Regions from separate parts of the Homo sapiens genome. Here region 1 is linked to region 2. A link is a loop called in an ENCODE intact Hi-C map of the cell type or tissue named here. Cell type or tissue: CD4-positive, alpha-beta T cell. All regions are shown on one strand. Links, peaks and the distances in the headings refer to the core of each region. The heading gives the core; the rest is flanking DNA.

The links. A loop is a pair of places that touch in the nucleus more often than their neighbours do. Peaks named below come from ENCODE experiments on the same cell type or tissue, not always from the same donor. Only the 100,000 strongest peaks of a DNase experiment are listed, where the experiment ranks them.
Region 1: a loop joins it to region 2, with 37 times the contacts of the local background. A loop is called at or near these places in 5 of 110 quality-filtered maps.

What each region holds. Positions count from the first base shown.
Region 1 is chr17:4,883,493-4,892,495 of GRCh38, forward strand. MINK1 (misshapen like kinase 1) reads left to right here. Exons shown (of 32, transcript NM_153827.5): 5 at 871-981; 6 at 1,420-1,510; 7 at 1,991-2,121; 8 at 2,419-2,473; 9 at 2,628-2,706; 10 at 2,959-3,134; 11 at 3,618-3,687; 12 at 4,088-4,298; 13 at 6,155-6,271; 14 at 7,025-7,243; 15 at 7,459-7,632; 16 at 7,964-8,224; 17 at 8,657-8,742; 18 at 8,910-9,003. Among named protein-coding and RNA genes, the nearest start is that of C17orf107, 12 kb to the right of the region's middle. In CD4-positive, alpha-beta T cell, for the core only: CTCF peaks have their summits at 5,776 (motif pointing left) and 5,976; a DNase peak (open chromatin) is centred at 5,759.
Region 2 is chr17:4,416,115-4,425,551 of GRCh38, forward strand. No RefSeq gene overlaps it. Among named protein-coding and RNA genes, the nearest start is that of SPNS3, 13 kb to the right of the region's middle. RefSeq lists a silencer at 4,576-4,775. In CD4-positive, alpha-beta T cell, for the core only: CTCF peaks have their summits at 4,661 (motif pointing right) and 4,864; a DNase peak (open chromatin) is centred at 4,697.

The DNA.
Region 1 (9,003 bases), core at 3,867-8,866, 470 kb after region 2:
TGAGCCCGGCCCAAAGCAGTAGTATTTTGTTTTGGGTTTTTTGTTTGTTTGTTTTTTGAGACAGAGTCTCACTCTGTCACCCAGGCTGGAGTTCAGTGGCGCAATCTCAGCTCACTGCAAGCTCCGCCTTCCGGGTTCACGCCGTTCTCCTGCCTCAGCCTCCCAAGTAGCTGGGACTACAGGAGCCCGCCACCACGCCCGGCTACTTTTTTTTTTTTTTTTTTTTTAGTAGAGACAGGGTTTCACCGTGTTATCCAGGATGGTCTTGAACTCCTGACCTTGTGATCCACCCACCTCGGCCTCCCAAAATGCTGGGATTACAGGAGTGAGCCTCCGCGCCCAGCCATAAAGCAGTAGTTCTTAACCGCTGTAGGGTTTGGAATCCCAATGAGAATCTGATGAAAGTACTAGACCCTTCCTCAGGGAAAATGCATATACCTGCATCATTTTGTTTACAGTTTCAGGGATTCCTTGGACTCCTACTCTAAACCCAGCCCCACCCTGCCAGTTCTTTTCCATCTGTATTCCTTCTCCTCTTTTTTTTTTTTTTTTTTGAGACGGAGTCTTGCTCACCATGTTGGCCAGGCTGGTCTTGAACTCCTGACCTCAGGTGATCCGCCTGCCTCAGCCTCCCAAAGTGCTGGGATTACAGGCATGAGCCACCGCACCCAGCCTTTTTCCCTCTCTGTCTTGACTTGAGGAAATCCTGTGGCCTTTGTGAGGCTTCTGTGGCCCTTGCTCTCTAGCTCATACCAGTTCTAACCCCAAGGTCTCTTATCCTCCTCCAGGAGTCTAGCAGGGGATTGGGGCAGGGGTGGGAGGGCTTGTCTGACTGATACTTTTCCTTTCGGTACCTTCCTGGGATCCTAGCTGGTGATGGAGTTCTGTGGTGCTGGTTCAGTGACTGACCTGGTAAAGAACACAAAAGGCAACGCCCTGAAGGAGGACTGTATCGCCTATATCTGCAGGGAGATCCTCAGGGTGAGCTCAAGGCCCCTCCCCTTGTCTTCTCCTCCGCTACCCTGGCTGGAGTTTCTCCATGAGCAAAGATCCTCCCTGCGCTGGGAGGAGACATCACTGCCCTCTTTAGGGAGCAGCAGGCCTGATGCGGGTGGGATGTGGAAGCAGGGTCCACACCTTGGGAAGTCTCAGGCTGTTGGAGGAGACAAGCTCCTGTTTCCAAGCTCTGCCGCTTCTCCACCTGTAACCCTGCAACTGCTGGGAATTCACCTGGAGCCACCTCTCTGAGGAAGCTCTCCAGGACAGCTCAGCTTGCTTGGGCTCCTGGTGGAGAAGGTCTGCTCCTTCAGCCCAGCCCTGTCCAGACTGACTGCTCCTTGTCCCCTCAACTCACTCCCCACTTACTCTTTCCTACCCCATCCAACACCATGGCTAATTTTCCCTGCTCTCCTGTCCCAGGGTCTGGCCCATCTCCATGCCCACAAGGTGATCCATCGAGACATCAAGGGGCAGAATGTGCTGCTGACAGAGAATGCTGAGGTCAAGCTAGGTGCGCCGGCTCCTTCTGAGGCTGACGAGGACCTTTCACCTCCAGAACAGAGAATGAGGGGCCCCTTTTTCTCTCTGGTGGCTCAGGCCCAACTCCCTTCCTACTGGGGAGGCTCACTCCCTCCCCTTTCCCCTCTCCCCCTGGAATGCCCTGCCTCCTGCTGAAAATCCCTCAGGAAGCTCTTCACCTGTCACCTGTTACGGGCCAGGTGCTCTGCAGGTTGCTCTGGGGAGATGGGATCTGATGGCCCTCCTGCCTGGGATGCTGTCCGTGATCCTTTTACCTGGGTTTTTCTCTAAGATGCTGGAAGATGGAATCGGGTTCTTCAGGATGGTGGTGGGGTAAAGGAGGGTGCTGGGGTGTCTGGGTCGGGCCAGGACCACAGCTGGCTCAGGCAAGTCCTGTGTGTGCACGCAGGGATGTGAGGCAAGGGAGCAGAGGTGACTCCCCACACTGACCCCTCCCTCTGTGTCTTCACAGTGGATTTTGGGGTGAGTGCTCAGCTGGACCGCACCGTGGGCAGACGGAACACTTTCATTGGGACTCCCTACTGGATGGCTCCAGAGGTCATCGCCTGTGATGAGAACCCTGATGCCACCTATGATTACAGGGTATGGAGTGGAAAGTTGGGAGCATGGGGGCTGCCAAGGGCGGGAAGCAATATGGGGACCACGGGGCCTGAGCAGGCTGGGGAACAGAGGAAGGTCAGATGATGTTAGCAGTGAGGGGCTGGGGAACATCTTACGGCAAGGCAAGTGTGGGTGGGAAGATGGGATGGGTTGGAAGGCACTGCTGCAGGAATGGGTGTGGCCCAGGAAGGCTCCTGAGAGGCCAGGATGGTGGGTGAAGAGAGGTTGCAGGGCAGAGTTGTCAGGAATATTCACTTGTTCCTTCTTTCCCGTCTATAGAGTGATATTTGGTCTCTAGGAATCACAGCCATCGAGATGGCAGAGGGAGCCCCCCGTAAGTTCTGAGTCTGCCGGGAGTGGGAGGGGAGGGAAAGGAAGGGCCCAGAGAGTGGCTGTAGGGAGGAGGTGGGTCCTGGGACCCTGCCGAGGAAGGGTCCTGTAGCTCCCAGTGCAGTGAAAGGGACTGAGGGTGTCTCCTCTGTGTCCAGCTCTGTGTGACATGCACCCCATGCGAGCCCTCTTCCTCATTCCTCGGAACCCTCCGCCCAGGCTCAAGTCCAAGAAGTGGTAGGTCTCTGAGAGTGTGGGCTCTGGGAAGGAAGGTCCCTGGACAAGGCCATCCCCACCTTCATGCCCTCTGTGCTCAGGCTTGGATCTCACCAGAGAAGAGATTCTGGGGGGCAGAGGGCGGTGACTGGTGTTGGGATATGAAGACAGGAGGGACGTCAAGGTGGCTTGTGGATGAATGATCCACCCTCTTCCTCCTGCACCCATCCCTTCTGAGGGGACCCTCCCAGTGTGAGCCACCACTGTTTCCAGGTCTAAGAAGTTCATTGACTTCATTGACACATGTCTCATCAAGACTTACCTGAGCCGCCCACCCACGGAGCAGCTACTGAAGTTTCCCTTCATCCGGGACCAGCCCACGGAGCGGCAGGTCCGCATCCAGCTTAAGGACCACATTGACCGATCCCGGAAGAAGCGGGGTGAGAAAGGTCAGTGGGCAGGCTGGAGGGGGCAGGTACTAGGGGACACTCCAGCCTGGCTCCTCTCTGCCAGCCCTGCTCGCTCCTGGCACCCCTTCCTGCTCCCCTCCTTGGCCCCAGCTCTCCCTGTCCAAGGAGATCGTTCTCAAACTTGCAACCCCCAAGGGGTTTTCCCTCCTTTCCCTCCCAGTCTGAATCAGCCTTCCAAAGGAGGACCGGCCTTTCGCATCCTTACAAAAACTCCATGCTAAGCACATGTGTGTGCGAGCACAAGCACAGGCTCTGCCACACCTCAGCTGCCCTGGGACCCAGTCCCGGTCCTGTCCAGGCCCACACCTGAGACCCGCTGTCCTCCCATTGCCCCCAGGAAGTGGGTGGGGCCCCTCATGCTTGCCCAGCCAGAGAGACCTGGTTATCCCCACCCAAGGTTTCCCTAGCCCACGGCGGGTCTGGGGCGCTGGGTGAGATAACTGCAGTGGCCTCCCCCTGCAGAGGAGACAGAATATGAGTACAGCGGCAGCGAGGAGGAAGATGACAGCCATGGAGAGGAAGGAGAGCCAAGGTAGGCCTGGCAGGTGGAGTGGGGGTTGGGGCGGTCATCGCTGAGTGGGGGGACTACAGTGGTGCTTGGCTTTGGGGACTCTCAGCCTGGGGGTGGTGGGCACAGAGAGGTAGAGACTCCTGGAAACCAAATTTCTGAGTGCTAAGAAGTGGAACCAATGACTGAGCAAGAGCTGGGGAGAGAGCAATTTGTGGTGAATGTGGGGCGCAGCAGTAATAGGAAAGGAGGACAGGACTGAAGACTGGGCAGAAGGGGACGGTAAGTCTCCTGGCCACCTGGGAGTGGCCAGAGGCAGAGGCTTTGATCCAGTTAAAGCACCCACTCAGGCGGGCCCACGGGGTTGAGAGTGGGAACCAACAGGGTTCTGACCCCAGTGCTTCTTTGTGCCACCCCTGCCCAGCTCCATCATGAACGTGCCTGGAGAGTCGACTCTACGCCGGGAGTTTCTCCGGCTCCAGCAGGAAAATAAGAGCAACTCAGAGGCTTTAAAACAGCAGCAGCAGCTGCAGCAGCAGCAGCAGCGAGACCCCGAGGCACACATCAAACACCTGCTGCACCAGCGGCAGCGGCGCATAGAGGAGCAGAAGGAGGAGCGGCGCCGCGTGGAGGAGGTGGGCTGTCTCCGAAGGGCCCAGGCCTGGCGCGGCCTCCTCCTGACCTGCCCCGGGTCCATTAGGGCCTTGGAGAACAGGTTTTAAAATGCCTTAAATGAATGGCATTTCTGTTGAAACAATTATATGATTTCAAATTTCATGATGAGCTGGACTTAACACAAAATGTAATCCCATCACTTTGGGAGGCTGAGGTGGGTAGATCACCTGAGGTCAGGAGTTTGAGACCAGCCTGGCCAACATGGTGAAACCCCATCTCTACTAATAATACAAAAATTAGCCAGGTGTGGTGGCGCATGCCTGTAATCCCAGCTACTCCGGAGGCTGAGGCAGGAGAATTGCTTGAACCCGGGAGGCGGAGGTTGCAGTGAGCAGAGATCACACCACTGCACTCCAGCCTGGGTGACAGAGCAAGACTCCGTCTCTAATAATAATAAGCAATAACCCGCAGCACCCACACTGTCCACCTGCTACCTCCAAAGTAGGCCCTCTCATTGTTGAACAAAAAATAATTTGCAAGAAAACCTGCTACAGAAGAGCCTTGTGCAGTTTTGAAAATATAGGCCAGGTGAGGTGGCTCACGCCTGTAATCCCAGCACTTTGGGAGTCGGAGGATGGGGGCGGATCGTGAGATCAGGAGTTCGAGACCAGCCTGTCTAATATGGTGAAACCCCATCTCTACTAAAAATACACAAATTAGCCAGGCGTGGTGGTGCACGCGCCTATAGTTCCAGCTACTTAGGAGGCTGAGGCAGGAGAATCGCTTGAACCTGGGAGGTGGAAGTTGTAGTGAGCTGAGATCACGCCACTGGCCTGGGGAACAGAGCAAGACTCCGTCTCCAAAAAATAAAAAAATAAAATAAATATAGCGTTCAGATAGTATAGTAACAAAGTCCTATCTTTTTTTTTTTTTTTTTTTTGAGATGGAGTTTTGCTCTTGTTGCCCAGGGTGACGAGTGCAGTGGCGCACTCTAGGCTCACCGCAAAACCTCCGTCTCCCAGGTTCAAGTGATTCTCCTGCCTCAGCCTCCTGAGGAGCTGGGATTACAGGAATGCGCCACCACGCCCGGCTAATTTTGTATTTTTTTCAGTAGAGACAGGGTTTCTGCATGTTGGTCAGGCTGGTCTCGAACTCCCGACCTCAGGTGATCCACCTGCCTCGGCCTCCCAAAGTGCTGGGATTACAGGTGTGAGCCACCGCGCCCAGCCACAGAGTCCTATCTAACAAGGTGTTACCTGGAGAAGGCCTGCTGGCAACTTCATTGCAGAAGTAGGCACAAGTTCCCTCAAGTGTAAGGGTCCCTCAGGGTTTGTGCTTTTGTTGGTGGTGGTGGTGGTAGACTTCGTGAAAGCCACCACAGAAATACCGTGAAAGTAAAGTACCACCTGGGCACTGGTGCTTGTCAAGGAGTGGGCCAGGTCCCTCTTTTCTGTGCTTTCTGTGCACGGGCACCTGGTGCCCTCTTGTGGCCAAAGGCTATCACTACGACCCGCTCTATATGGACTTCAGGCAAAGGTCGATTTTAGGCTAGGAGTGCTGGGGAGGCTTGTTTTGAGTTCGGCTTTGGTTTGTTGTTTGGTGGGGTGTGGGGAGTGGAAGGTGTTGTCTAGCTAAGCCCACCCCACAGGCAGCAGTCAGTCTCACAGCCTCTCTCGTCACAGCTACCGGCTGTTTACCCGAGCCCAGCCCCGCGGGCCCTTGGGTGGGGATGGGTATAGTTGCAGAAACAAGCGGAAGCCGGTCTCTCTTACCACCCTCCGTGGTGAGCAAGGAGGGCTCCCCTCCCTGTCCATGGAGGGGCAGTGCTGACGCGATGTCCGGTATGGTTCTTAAGACCACCTGGCTCTCCCCACAGCAACAGCGGCGGGAGCGGGAGCAGCGGAAGCTGCAGGAGAAGGAGCAGCAGCGGCGGCTGGAGGACATGCAGGCTCTGCGGCGGGAGGAGGAGCGGCGGCAGGCGGAGCGCGAGCAGGTAGAGCGCCGCACCCGCATCCCTGCCCTCCCGCCCTCCCGCTCCTGCTGCCTGCCGCCCCTGCTCCCCGTGCCCTTCCCCCTTCTCTCCCCCACCCCCAGATTCCTCCTATCTTTTCTAGCTTCACTCTTTCTCTCTGTTTTCTCCCACCCTTCAACCCCAACCCTGACCCCCTCCCTCTTCCTTCCCTGCCTCATTCCCATCTCTTTACCCCATCCCTGACTCCCCGACCCCTTCCTCATCCCCCCTCATTCCCTGTGCCCTCTTCTTCCCCATCTGTGCCGCATGGCCCCCTGGGGCTCATGTCATCCCCTCCCCTACCTCTCTCTTACTCTTCCCCTGCACCCCCTCATTCTCCTGCGGATCCCTTCCTCCTTCTCCAACTCGCTGCTGCTGCCCTCCTCTGCCTCTTCCTCCTTCCCTGCCCTCTGCCCCCCACCCCACACCCCGTCCCCCAGGAATATATTCGTCACAGGCTAGAGGAGGAGCAGCGACAGCTCGAGATCCTTCAGCAACAGCTGCTCCAGGAACAGGCCCTGCTGCTGGTAACGGGTCCCTCAGCGTCCTCTGGGAAGATGCTTTTCAGAGCTTCTTTGCTGGAACGGGATGGGAACACTTCAAGGGAAGGGATTCACCCAGGACATCAAGGGAATACATCTCCTCTCTAGGCAGTTGGAGAAAAGAGAGGGCATGCCTGCTCTAACTCCCAGGGCCACACCCTGCTGAGCCCTCTCTCCCTACCCTTGGGCCCAGGAATACAAGCGGAAGCAGCTGGAGGAGCAGCGGCAGTCAGAACGTCTCCAGAGGCAGCTGCAGCAGGAGCATGCCTACCTCAAGTCCCTGCAGCAGCAGCAACAGCAGCAGCAGCTTCAGAAACAGCAGCAGCAGCAGCTCCTGCCTGGGGACAGGAAGCCCCTGTACCATTATGGTCGGGGCATGAATCCCGCTGACAAACCAGCCTGGGCCCGAGAGGTACTCACTGCCTCCTTTGCCTCCTGAGACTGCAGTCCCACTGCCTGAGGCCTGGAGAGCCACAAGAAGTAGTAGTTCACAGTAGCAGGCACCAAGTAGGGGAAAGGAGCACACAGCACAGAGCATAGGGCGGGAGTAGTTAGGGCAGGTGGGACCCTCAGTTTTGAGAACAGGGAGGCAAGAGCTGGCCTGCTTGACATCCCTTCACATCACAGGTAGAAGAGAGAACAAGGATGAACAAGCAGCAGAACTCTCCCTTGGCCAAGAGCAAGCCAGGCAGCACGGGGCCTGAGCCCCCCATCCCCCAGGCCTCCCCAGGGCCCCCAGGACCCCTTTCCCAGACTCCTCCTATGCAGAGGCCGGTGGAGCCCCAGGAGGGACCGCACAAGGTGAGTCTCTCCCCACCCCTGTCTTAATGAAGACACAGGGAGCTTTGTTCAGAGCACAGGTACACACACACGCGCGCACACACACACACACACACACACACCTGCTCAGCCGTGAGCCAGGATTACAGAGCACAGGCTTTGTGGACAGACTCACTCACCTGCTTCTTGCTGCCTGTGTCTGTCCTGACTTAGCTGTCATCAGGCTCAAGGAACCCCTTGTCCTTCAATGGAGGAAGGGGCAGCTAAAGTCCTTTCCCACCCCAGACCCCAATTCGCAGGTGGGGATGTGCCATGGAGCAGGCAGCCCACCCTCCCTGGTCTCTCCCTGCAGAGCCTGGTGGCACACCGGGTCCCACTGAAGCCATATGCAGCACCTGTACCCCGATCCCAGTCCCTGCAGGACCAGCCCACCCGAAACCTGGCTGCCTTCCCAGCCTCCCATGACCCCGACCCTGCCATCCCCGCACCCACTGCCACGCCCAGTGCCCGAGGAGCTGTCATCCGCCAGAATTCAGACCCCACCTCTGAAGGACCTGGCCCCAGCCCGAATCCCCCAGCCTGGGTCCGCCCAGATAACGAGGCCCCACCCAAGGTAAGGACAGTTCTGCAGGCCCAGGGAAAAGCAGAGAGCTAGTCATGAAGAGAAGGAGGGCAGTGAAGGGGCAGGCCACATGGAGGAAGAGTGCAGGGCGGGAAGCGAGAGAAAGCCAGGGCGCTGCCCTGCCGGGGTCAGCCGTCCAGCTGAGGACGCGACGTGGAGGGGTGGCATCGATCCCTGTGGGGAGCGTGGGAACGGAGAAACGCCCAGGGTGTTTTGGGAGCGCTAAGGGGCAGACTTTGCCAGTTAGAACCGCAGCTCCACCATCATCCGGCTTCATAACCCTGGACGTATTCACTAACTCCCCTGAACCTCAGTTTTCTCATCCATCAAAGTGGGGGAGCTCACCTCTCAGAGGTGAGGCTTAAACATCTGAGAAGTGCCTGTCGCAGCGCCAGCTCGCAGCACGTGGACTTCTCTCCACAGGTGCCTCAGAGGACCTCATCTATCGCCACTGCCCTTAACACCAGTGGGGCCGGAGGGTCCCGGCCAGCCCAGGCAGTCCGTGCCAGGTAATGCCTGGGTAGGGCAACGCCTGGGTGAGGTCTGAGGGCAGCCTAGGGAGTAGGGGGGGCACAGGGACTTTACCAGCCTACCCGCCTGGGGGTGGGAAAGCCCCAGCCCCATCACCTCAGCGCCCCCCCGCCGCCCCCTCGGCACCCCTGTGCTCCCTTCACAGACCTCGCAGCAACTCCGCCTGGCAAATCTATCTGCAAAGGCGGGCAGAGCGGGGCACCCCAAAGCCTCCAGGGCCCCCTGCTCAGCCCCCTGGC
Region 2 (9,437 bases), core at 1,943-6,942:
CTTCTTGGGGGCCTGCTCTCTTGGCTGTAAGGGCCTTTTCTTTCCAGTGGCTTGTGGTGAGATGGTCTAACCTGGAGCTGGGGCCAGGGACTCCCTCTTCTGTCTGGTGAAATGGGTGTTGCAGCTGCAGCCAGGAGCATAGGGAGGCAGAGCTGGGACAGAGCCTGAGCTTGTCCCCTGGGTCTTCAGGTTCTTTCTTTGGTAGTGAGAGTTGAGGCTGGAGTCTCAGCTGTGCCCTCCCGTGGCCTTCACTTATGGTTAGCTACATGTGGGAAACAGATGTTGCCTATTCACATGAGGGGTCTAGGTTGCCTCCTGGAAAAAAGAATTCACCCCAAATAAGGAGAGAAAGAGGTCCTCAGCCTTGGTTGGTGCAAACCTCTGGTGCTGGAGAGCAGAGTGATGCGGTTTGTAGCACTGGCCCACCGTGCGGGTTGTCCTCTGCTCCTTGGTCCTTAGTCTAAGGAAAGGGAGAGGGGGTGTCAACACTACAACCCTGGATCCCTGCAAGACACTGGCTGCCCCACAGAGATGCCCCTGTGTACAGAGAGCATCCAGGGGCCATGCGTTTGAAAGACTGTTCCAAGTGAATGCAAGATTTTCTTTTTCTTTTTTTTTTCTGAGACACAGTCTCGCTCTGCCACCCAGGCTGGAATGCAGTGGTGCACGATCTCAGCTCACTGCAACCTCCGCCTCCCAGGTTCAAGCAATTCTCCCACCTTAGCCTCTTAAGTAGCTGGGATTACAGGCACATGCCACCACACCTGGCTAGTTTTTGTATTTTTTAGTAGAGATGGGGTTTCACCATGTTGGTCTGGCTGGTCTCAAACTTCTGACCTCAGGTGACCCGCCTGCCTTGGCCTTCCAAAGTGCTGGGATTACAAGCGTGAGCCACCGCACCCAGCCCATATTTTCGACTGGGGATACAGTTCTAGCTATTTTACTGATGTAGGCCAGAGCATCCTTTGCCGAAATTCAGAGCCTATTACTCCCAGGCTGGTGAGGCTGATGGCCTGAGAAGCTAGATTTATTCACTCATTCAGAGCACCTGTTTTGTCTTCCTGCTCTCTACAAGGCCTGGGTCAGCGGGAGGCAGAAAGGCCTCCTTTCCCTCGAGAGCCTCACTGACCAGTGAAGGAGACAGAAAATCCTAATGATGAGCAGTAAGTGTCATAATAAAGATAAGCCAAGCCAAAAGGCTTAGCCAAGCCTGGCAGCTTCCTGGAGGAGGTGATGTGTGAAGTTTGCACTAGTAGGAGGTGGCATCAACAGGCCCATGGGGTGAGTGTTGAAAGTTCAGAAAGCTGGGGATGGAGGGAGTTTGGAGCATTCTCTTTCTCCTTTTCATCTATCTCTGTCCACTTCCTCTTTCCCTTTCCCTGCTTCTCTTTTCCCAGCTTCCCCTCAGTTTGCCAGGCCCTCTCATTCCAATCTCTGTTCCCAGTTTTGGCCCACTGCTCACCAAAGCTAGGTCCCTAATAACTGTGGGTCCCTATATTTATAGATTCCAAAGGAAAAGGGAGATTTTCCACACTGCTGTCTTGTGTTTTTTTTTTTTGAGACAGAGTCTCGCTCTGTCGCCCAGGCTGGAGTGCAGTGGCATAGTCTCGGCTCACTGCAAGCTCTGCCTCCCGGGTTCACGCCATTCTCCTGCCTCAGCCTCCCAAGTAGCTGGGACTACAGGCGCCCGCCACCACGCCCAGCTAATTTTTTGTATTCTTAGTAGAGACGGGGTTTCACCATGTTAGCCAGGATGGTCTTGATCCCCTGACCTCGCGATCCACCTGCCTTGGCCTCCCAAAGTGCTGGGATTACAGGCGTGAGCCACCATGCCCGGCCTTCCACACTGCTGTCAAATCAGGAGAGCCCAGGCGAAGAGGCAAACTGGGCCTTTGCAGGCACAAATTCCTGACCTTTCTGGCGTAGCTACATCCATGTGGCACCCACAGTCCTGAGCTCTGGAGCTGTGTGGAAAGCACACATCATTTGCACATTTTGTTTAGTTTCAAAGCATTATTTTTTATTTCATTTTATTTATTTATTTGAGACAGAGTCTGGCTCTGTCACCTAGGGTGGAGTGCAATGGCACGATCTCGGTTCACTGCATCCTCTGCCTCCTGGGTTCAAGTGATTCTTCTATCTCAGCCTCCTGAGTAGCTGGGATTACAGGTGCACACCACCAAGCCCGCACTCATTTTTATATTTTTAGTAGAGGTGGGGTTTCACCATGTTGGCCAGGCTGGTCTCGAACTCGTGACCTCAGGTGATCTGCCTGCTTCGGCCTCCCAAAGTGCTGGGATTACAGGCATGAGCCACAGCACGTGGTGTATTTTTTATTTTTATTTCTTCATTTATTTAGAGACAGTGTCTCACTCTGTGCTCCAGGCTGGAGTACGGTAGTGCGATCATGGCTCACTGCACCTTCAAACTCCTGAGCTTAAGCAATTCTCCCACCTCAGCCTCCTGAGTAGCTGGGACTACAGGTGCATGCCACCATGCCTGGCTAATTAAAAAAAAAATTTTTTTTTGTAGAGACAATGTCTTGCTATGTTGCCCAGGCTGGTCTCGGAACTCCTGGGCTCAAGCAATCCTCCCATCTCAGCCTGTCAAAAAGCTGGGATTACAGGAATGAGCCACCATGCCCAGCCAGCATTATTTTTTTTCTGATTATAAAAGCTATATATCAGGCTGGGTGCGGTGGCTCACACCTGTAATCCCAGCACTTTGGGAAGCCAAGGGAGGCAGGTCACAAGGTCAGAAGTTCGAGATCAGCCTGTCCAACATGGTGAAACCCCATCTCTACTAAAAATACAAAAACTAGCCGGGTGTGGTGGTGTGTGCCTGTAATCCCAGCTACCCTGGAGGCTGAGGCAGGGGGATTACTTGAACCCAGGAGGCGGAGGTTGCAGTGAGCCTAGATCGCGCCACTGCACTCCAGCCTGGGTGACAGAGCAAGACTCCGTCTTGCGGGGGGGAGGGTGGAAAAAGGTATACATCCCACTGCTTTTTCTTTTCTTATATTATTACTATGCAAGCGACACACTGCAGAAAAATTAATATACACAGATAAGACAGGGAGGCAGTACAGCAGAGAGGATGGGAGCACAGAGTTCAGAGCTACATGGGGCACTGACTTAGCTTCCTTGTGTCTCAGTTTCCTCGCGTAAAAAGTAAGTATAAGCTGGTCATGGTGGCTCACGCCTATAATCTCAGCACTTTGGGAGGCCGAGATGGGAAGATCACTTGAGCCCAGGAGTTTGAGACCAGCCTGGGCAACATGGGGAGGCCCCCTCTTTAAAAAACAAAATAAAAAATAAAAAATTAGCCAAATGTGATGTTGCACACCTGTAGTCCCAGCTACTCAGGAGGCTGAGGTGGGAGGATCGCTTGAGCCGAGGAGGGCAAGGCTGCAGCGAGCTATGACTGCAACACTGAACTCCAACCTGGGTGACAGAAAGAGTCCCTGTCTCTGCCTGCCCCCGCCAAAAAGTAAGCATAATGAGAATTTTTTTTTTTTTTGAGATGGAGTCTTGCTCTGTTGCCCATGCTGGAGTACAGTGGCACGATCTCAGCTCACTGCAACCTCCACCTCCCAGGTTCAAGTGATTCTCATGCCTCAGCCTCCTGAACAGCTGGGACTACAGGTGTGCACCACCAAGCCCAGCTAATTTTTGTATTTTTAGTAGAGATGGGGTTTCACCATATTGGCCAGGCTGATCTCGAACTTCTGACCTCGTAATCCACCTGCCTCGGCCTCCCACAGTGCTGGGATTCCAGGCGTGAACCACCGCACCCAGCCAGCATAATGATCATCGCCAATTAACAGGCACTCAGCACATGGTATGTGCTCTGTTAGTGTTTGCTATTGTTATTACTGGCATGTAATGATAGAAAAAAGAAATAAAGGAAAAAAGTTTACCTATAGTTCTATGAGCCTGAGATAAGTACACTGTTAAGCCTTTGAGATATAGCCTTCCACACTTTCACTATATGAACATACTTTATAAATATGGCCAGTTCCACAATGTGGTCTAAAATATGATCATAACTCTAATTTTCCCAATTAATTGTTCATGCTTGTGTATGCCTTATTATTATTGTTATTATTTTAGACGGAGTCTCGCTCTGTCTCCCAGGCTGGCGTGCAATGTCGCAATCTTGCCCCATTGCAACCTCTACCTCCCAGGTTCAAGCAATTCTCCTGCTTCAGCCTCCGAAGTAGCTGGGACTACAGGCATGTGCCACCATGCCCGGCTAATTTTTGTATTTTTAGTAGAGGCGTGGTTTAGTAGAGGCTGGTCTCGAACTCCTGACCTCGTGTTTCACCCTCCTTGGCCTCCCAAAGTGCTGGGATTACAGGTGTGAGCCACCACGCCGGGCCTGTGTATGCCTTATTAAAAAGAAATCCAGGGCCAGGTGTGGTGGCTCACGCCTGTAATCCCAGCGTTTTGAGAGGTCGAGGCAGGTGGATCGCTTGAGCCCAGGAGATGGAGGCTGCAGTGAGCTGTGATGACTGCTACTGCACTCCAGCCTGGTTGATAGAGTGAGACCCTGTCTCAAAAAAACAAAAACCATTCAGGATCTTGAGACCACCCTGTATCACCCAGAAACTTTTGAGAGCCTACACCATGCGGGGCATAGGTCATGACTGCTATTTCCCATCATGACCACATGGTGTCGCCATTGAAACCTGGTTGTAACCAGTCCCCAGGACTTGGTGGTAACGATGCTTTTTGAAATCGTGCTAACCTCAGCGAGAAGGGTTCTAGGCTTGAGATGTCAAGCTTGCTGTTCTCAGGGTTCAGTGGCTGTATTTCCTGCACACTTTCCACCATCTAGGGTGACTCCTAGCTCCAGGAGGCCTGGGTTAGGACAGCTTCTGACATCTGCCACCTTCTAGATCTAGAACCTAAAATTTTCCCTTCCTCTTTGGGAATCCATACCAGGAGCTCGTTTCAGCCCTGCAAGCATCAAGGCTGAGAGGTGGTTAGCCATCTGCGAAGACATGGTCTGCTTATCCCGTGGCCACTTTCTTTTTTTTTTTTTTTTTCGAGACGAAGTCTTGCTCTTGTCTCCCCAGGCTGGAGTGCAGTGGCACAATCTCGGCTCACTGCAACCTCTGCCTCCTGGGTTCAAGCGATTCTCTTGCCTCAGCCTCCCGAGTAGCTGAGATTACTGGCGCCTGCCACCACGTCTGGCTAATTTTTGTATTTTTAGTAGAGACAGGGTTTCACCATGTTGGCCAGGCTGGTCTCAAACTCCTGACCTCAAGTGATCCGCCCGCCTCAGCCTCCTAAAGTGCTGGGATTATAGGCATGAGCCACTGCGCCCGGCTACCCTGTGGCCCCTTTCTTTCCCATTCTTCCTCAGAGACAGAGGCAGACTTCCCTGGCACCCACCTTCCCAGCTTCTCCTGCAGACGTGGCACCGACATGTGACTCAACCTGGCCAGTGGGCTGTGAGGGAGCACCAGCAGGGGAATTTCTAGGGCAGATTTTCCTCCCTAATAAATACACATGAACACATTTCAGGATGAATCTCCTACCTTCTTATATGTGAGACGACAAGCCTCAAGATGGAGACTGTGGTAGCCAGCCTGCAAGAAGATCTCGTGGCAGGGCGTGGTGGCTCAGGCTGGTAATCCCAGCACTTTGGGAGGCTGAAACGGGTGTATCACCTGAGGTCAGGTGTTCGAGACCAGCCTGGCCAACATGGAGAAACCCTGTCTCTACTAAAAATACAAAAATTAGCCGGGCGTGGTGGCAAGTGCCTGTAATCCCAGCTACTTCTGGGAGGCTGAGGCAGGAGAATTGCTTGAACCTGGGAGGCAGAGGTTGCAGTGAGCTGAGATTGCACCACTGCATTCCAGCTTGGGCGACAAGAGCAAAACGACATCTCAAAAACAAAGCAAAACAAAAAAAAAATTGGCTTGAATAAAATACATAAATCTTCTTTTTTTAAAAAAGATCTCCCGCAAGCTTTCCCTCCTGGTATTCATGCCCTTCCACATGGAGGGGCAGCAGAGAGTATGGGAACACAGAGCATAGACTGGCCTGTGTGGCCAATGGAATGCAGCTGAGTACAGACCTAGGAGTCCAGGTCAGGAAAGATGCAGGCCAGACGCAGTGGCTCACGCCTGTAATCCCAGCACTTTGAGAGGCCGAGGCAGCTGGATCACCTGAGGTCAGGAGTTCAAGACCAGCCTGGCCAACATGGTAAAACGCTGTCTCTACTAAAAATACAAAAACTAGCTGGGCGTCGTGGCATGCGCCTGTAATCCCAGTGACTCAGGAGGCTGAGGTGGGAGAATCGCTTGAACCCAAGAGATGGAGGTTGCAGCGAGTGGAGATTGTGCCAGTGCACTACGTCCTGGGTGACAGAGCAAGACTCTGTCTCAAAAAAAAAAAAAAAAAAAAAAAAGATGTTGCAGTTTCTGCCTTGGTCCCTAATGTATTGTTCCCCCTGCAGGAAACTAGCCACCATACCGTGAGGATGCTCAAGCAGTCCTGTGGAGGGACCCATCTAGACAGGAGCCAACAGGCAGCACCAACTTGCCTGCCACGTGAGTGAGGCCCCTTGGAAACAGAGCTCCCAGCCCCAGTTAAGACTTTAGGGGACTGCAGCCCTTCACGGCAACAAGAGACCCTGAGCCATAGTCCTGCATCTCAGCTGCTCCCAAATTCCTGACCACTGAAAAATGCAAGAGATAAATGACTACTGTTGTTTAAAGCCATGAGTTCTGGGGGGATTTGTTTTATAGCAATTAATTAAGTAATCAAAGGCCAACACTATAAAGATTTCAGGGGGGAAAGATGAAAAACACTGAGTTTTTTATGATGTCATGGAGCCACTGAGTTAATCAACCCTGAAACTGCCTACTTCTTGATTTGCAGTGCAAGAGAACGAATGAATGTCCTGGTTTGGCTGCTGTTACTTCTGCTGTTACTTGCGGACAAAAGCATCCTTATTGATTCATCACATAAAAGATGACTCCCTGGGGATTTCTGAAGAGTGATTCCTGGCCGGGCTCGGTGGCTCATGCCTATAATCCCAGCACTTTGGGAGGCCGAGGTGGGTGGATTACAAGGTCAGGAGATCTAGACCATCCTGGCTAACACAGTGAAACCCCGTCTCTACTAAAAATACAAAAAATTAGCTGGGTGTGGTGGCAGGTGCCTGTAGTCCCAGCTACTCAGGAGGCTGAGGCAGGAGAATGGCGTGAACCCGGGAGGTGGAGCTTGCAATGAGCCGAGACTGCACCACTGCACTCCAGCCTGGGTGACACAGGGAGACTCCATTTCAAAAAAAAAAAAAAGTGATTCCTGAGTGACTTCCTGTGACCTTCTTTTTTTTTTTTTTTTTGATTAAGGGTCTTGCTCTGTCACTGAGGCTGGAGTACAGTGATGCAATCACAGCTCGCTACAGCCTCAACCTCCTTGGCTCAAGCAATCCTGCAATCCTCCTGCCTCAACCTCCTGAGTAGCTGGGACTACAGGCACACCACCACCATGCCTGTCTAATTTTTTTTTTTTTTTTTGCAGCGATGGGGGCCTGTTGCCCAGGCTGGTCTCAAACTCCTGGGTTCAAACAATCCTCTCACCTTGGCCTCCCAAACTGTTGGAATTACAGGTGTGAACCACTGTGCCCAGCCTGTCACCTCCTATTCTGTGAGGCTGGACATTTCTTTTGTTAAAAAAAGGACATAAATTTAAACTCTGATGGGAGCCACTCTGGAAGGGTCTCCACTAAAAATCATCTCAAATGAGCTTTTTTTTTTTTTTTTTGAGATGGAGTTTTGCTCTTGTTGCCCAGGCTGGAGTGCAGTGGTGCGATCTTGGCTCACTGCAACCTCTGCCTACTGGGTTCAAGGGATTCTCCTGCCTCAGTCACCCAAGTAGCTGGGATTACAGGCACCACCACCATGCCCGGCTAATTTTTTTGTATTTTTAGTAGAGACGGGGTTTCACCATGTTGGCCAGGCTGGTCTCTATCTCCTGACCTCAGGTGATCTGCCCGCCCTGGCCTCCCAAAGTGCTGGGATTACAGGTGTGAGCCACCACGCCTGGCCCCCAATAAGCTTCTGTATCAGAATTCACGAGAAAAAGCAGCCAAATAAGCTATGACTGGCCAGTTCACAAGTTTGTCTTTGATGTGTTTTATTATTTTTATCTGAATGGAATTATCCTGGACATGGATTTTGTAGGCTCTTGTTTATTTTTCACCATCAAATTCTGAACGTCTTTCAGATCAACATAGACTAACATCATGTACAGGGCTGTCTGGTGCCCCATTGTAGGGAGGTACCATGATTTATTTATTAATTTAATTTTTTTTTTTTTGAGATGGAGTTTCGCTCTTGTTGCCCAGGCTGGAGTGCAATGGCAGGATCTCAGCTCACTGCAACCTCCGCCTCCAGGGTTCAAGCGATTCTCCTGCCTCAACCTCCCAAATAACTGGGATTACAGGCATGTGCCACCACGCCCGGCTAATTTTGTATTTTTAGTAGAGACGGGGTTTCTCTATGTTGGCCAGGATGGTCTCGAACTCCTGACTTCAGGTGATCCGCTTGCTTCGGCCTCCCAAGGTGCTGGGATTACAGGCATGAGCCACGGCGCCTGGCCTGGAGGTACCATAATTTATTTAACCAGCCTCTGAAGCTGGGAATCTAGAATGTTGTCACTGTTCTGATATTACAATAACCCCATTTACTTTTTTTTTAATTGTGGTAAAATAATATAGAATTTACAATTTAGCCTTTTTTTTTTTTTTGAAACAGAGTCTTGCTCTGTCGCCCTGACTGGGGTGCAGTGACGCGATCTCGGCTCACTGCAATCTCTGCCTGCCGAGTTCAAGCGATTCTCCTGCCTCAGCTTCCCAAGTAGCTGGGACTACAGGCATGTGCCACCACGCCCAACTAATTTTTGTATTTTGTATTTTTTTTGACAGAGTCTTGCTCTGTCACCCAGGCTGGAGTGCAGTGACATAATCTCAGCTTACTGCAAGCTGTGCCTCCCGGGTTCACGCCATTCTCCTGCCTCAGCCTCCCGAGTGGCTGGGACTACAGGCGCCTGCCACCATGCCTGGCTAATTTTGTTTTTGTATTTTTAGTAGAGACGGGGTTTCACCATGTCAGCCAGGATGGTCTCGATCTCCTGACCTCGTAATCCGCCCACCTCAGCCTCCCAAAGTGCTGGGATTACAGGCGTGAGCCACCGCGCCCGGCTAATTTTTGTATTTTTAGTAGACACGGGGCTTCACCATTTTGGTCAGGCCAGTCTTGAACTCCTGACCTCGGGTGATCCGCCTGCCTCAGCCTCCCAAAGTGCTGGGATTACAGGTGCGAGCCCCTGCGCCTGGCCTCAATTTAACCATTTTTAAGTGTAAAGCTCAGAGGTACTAAATGCACTCACGTTGTGCAACCATTACCACCCTCCATC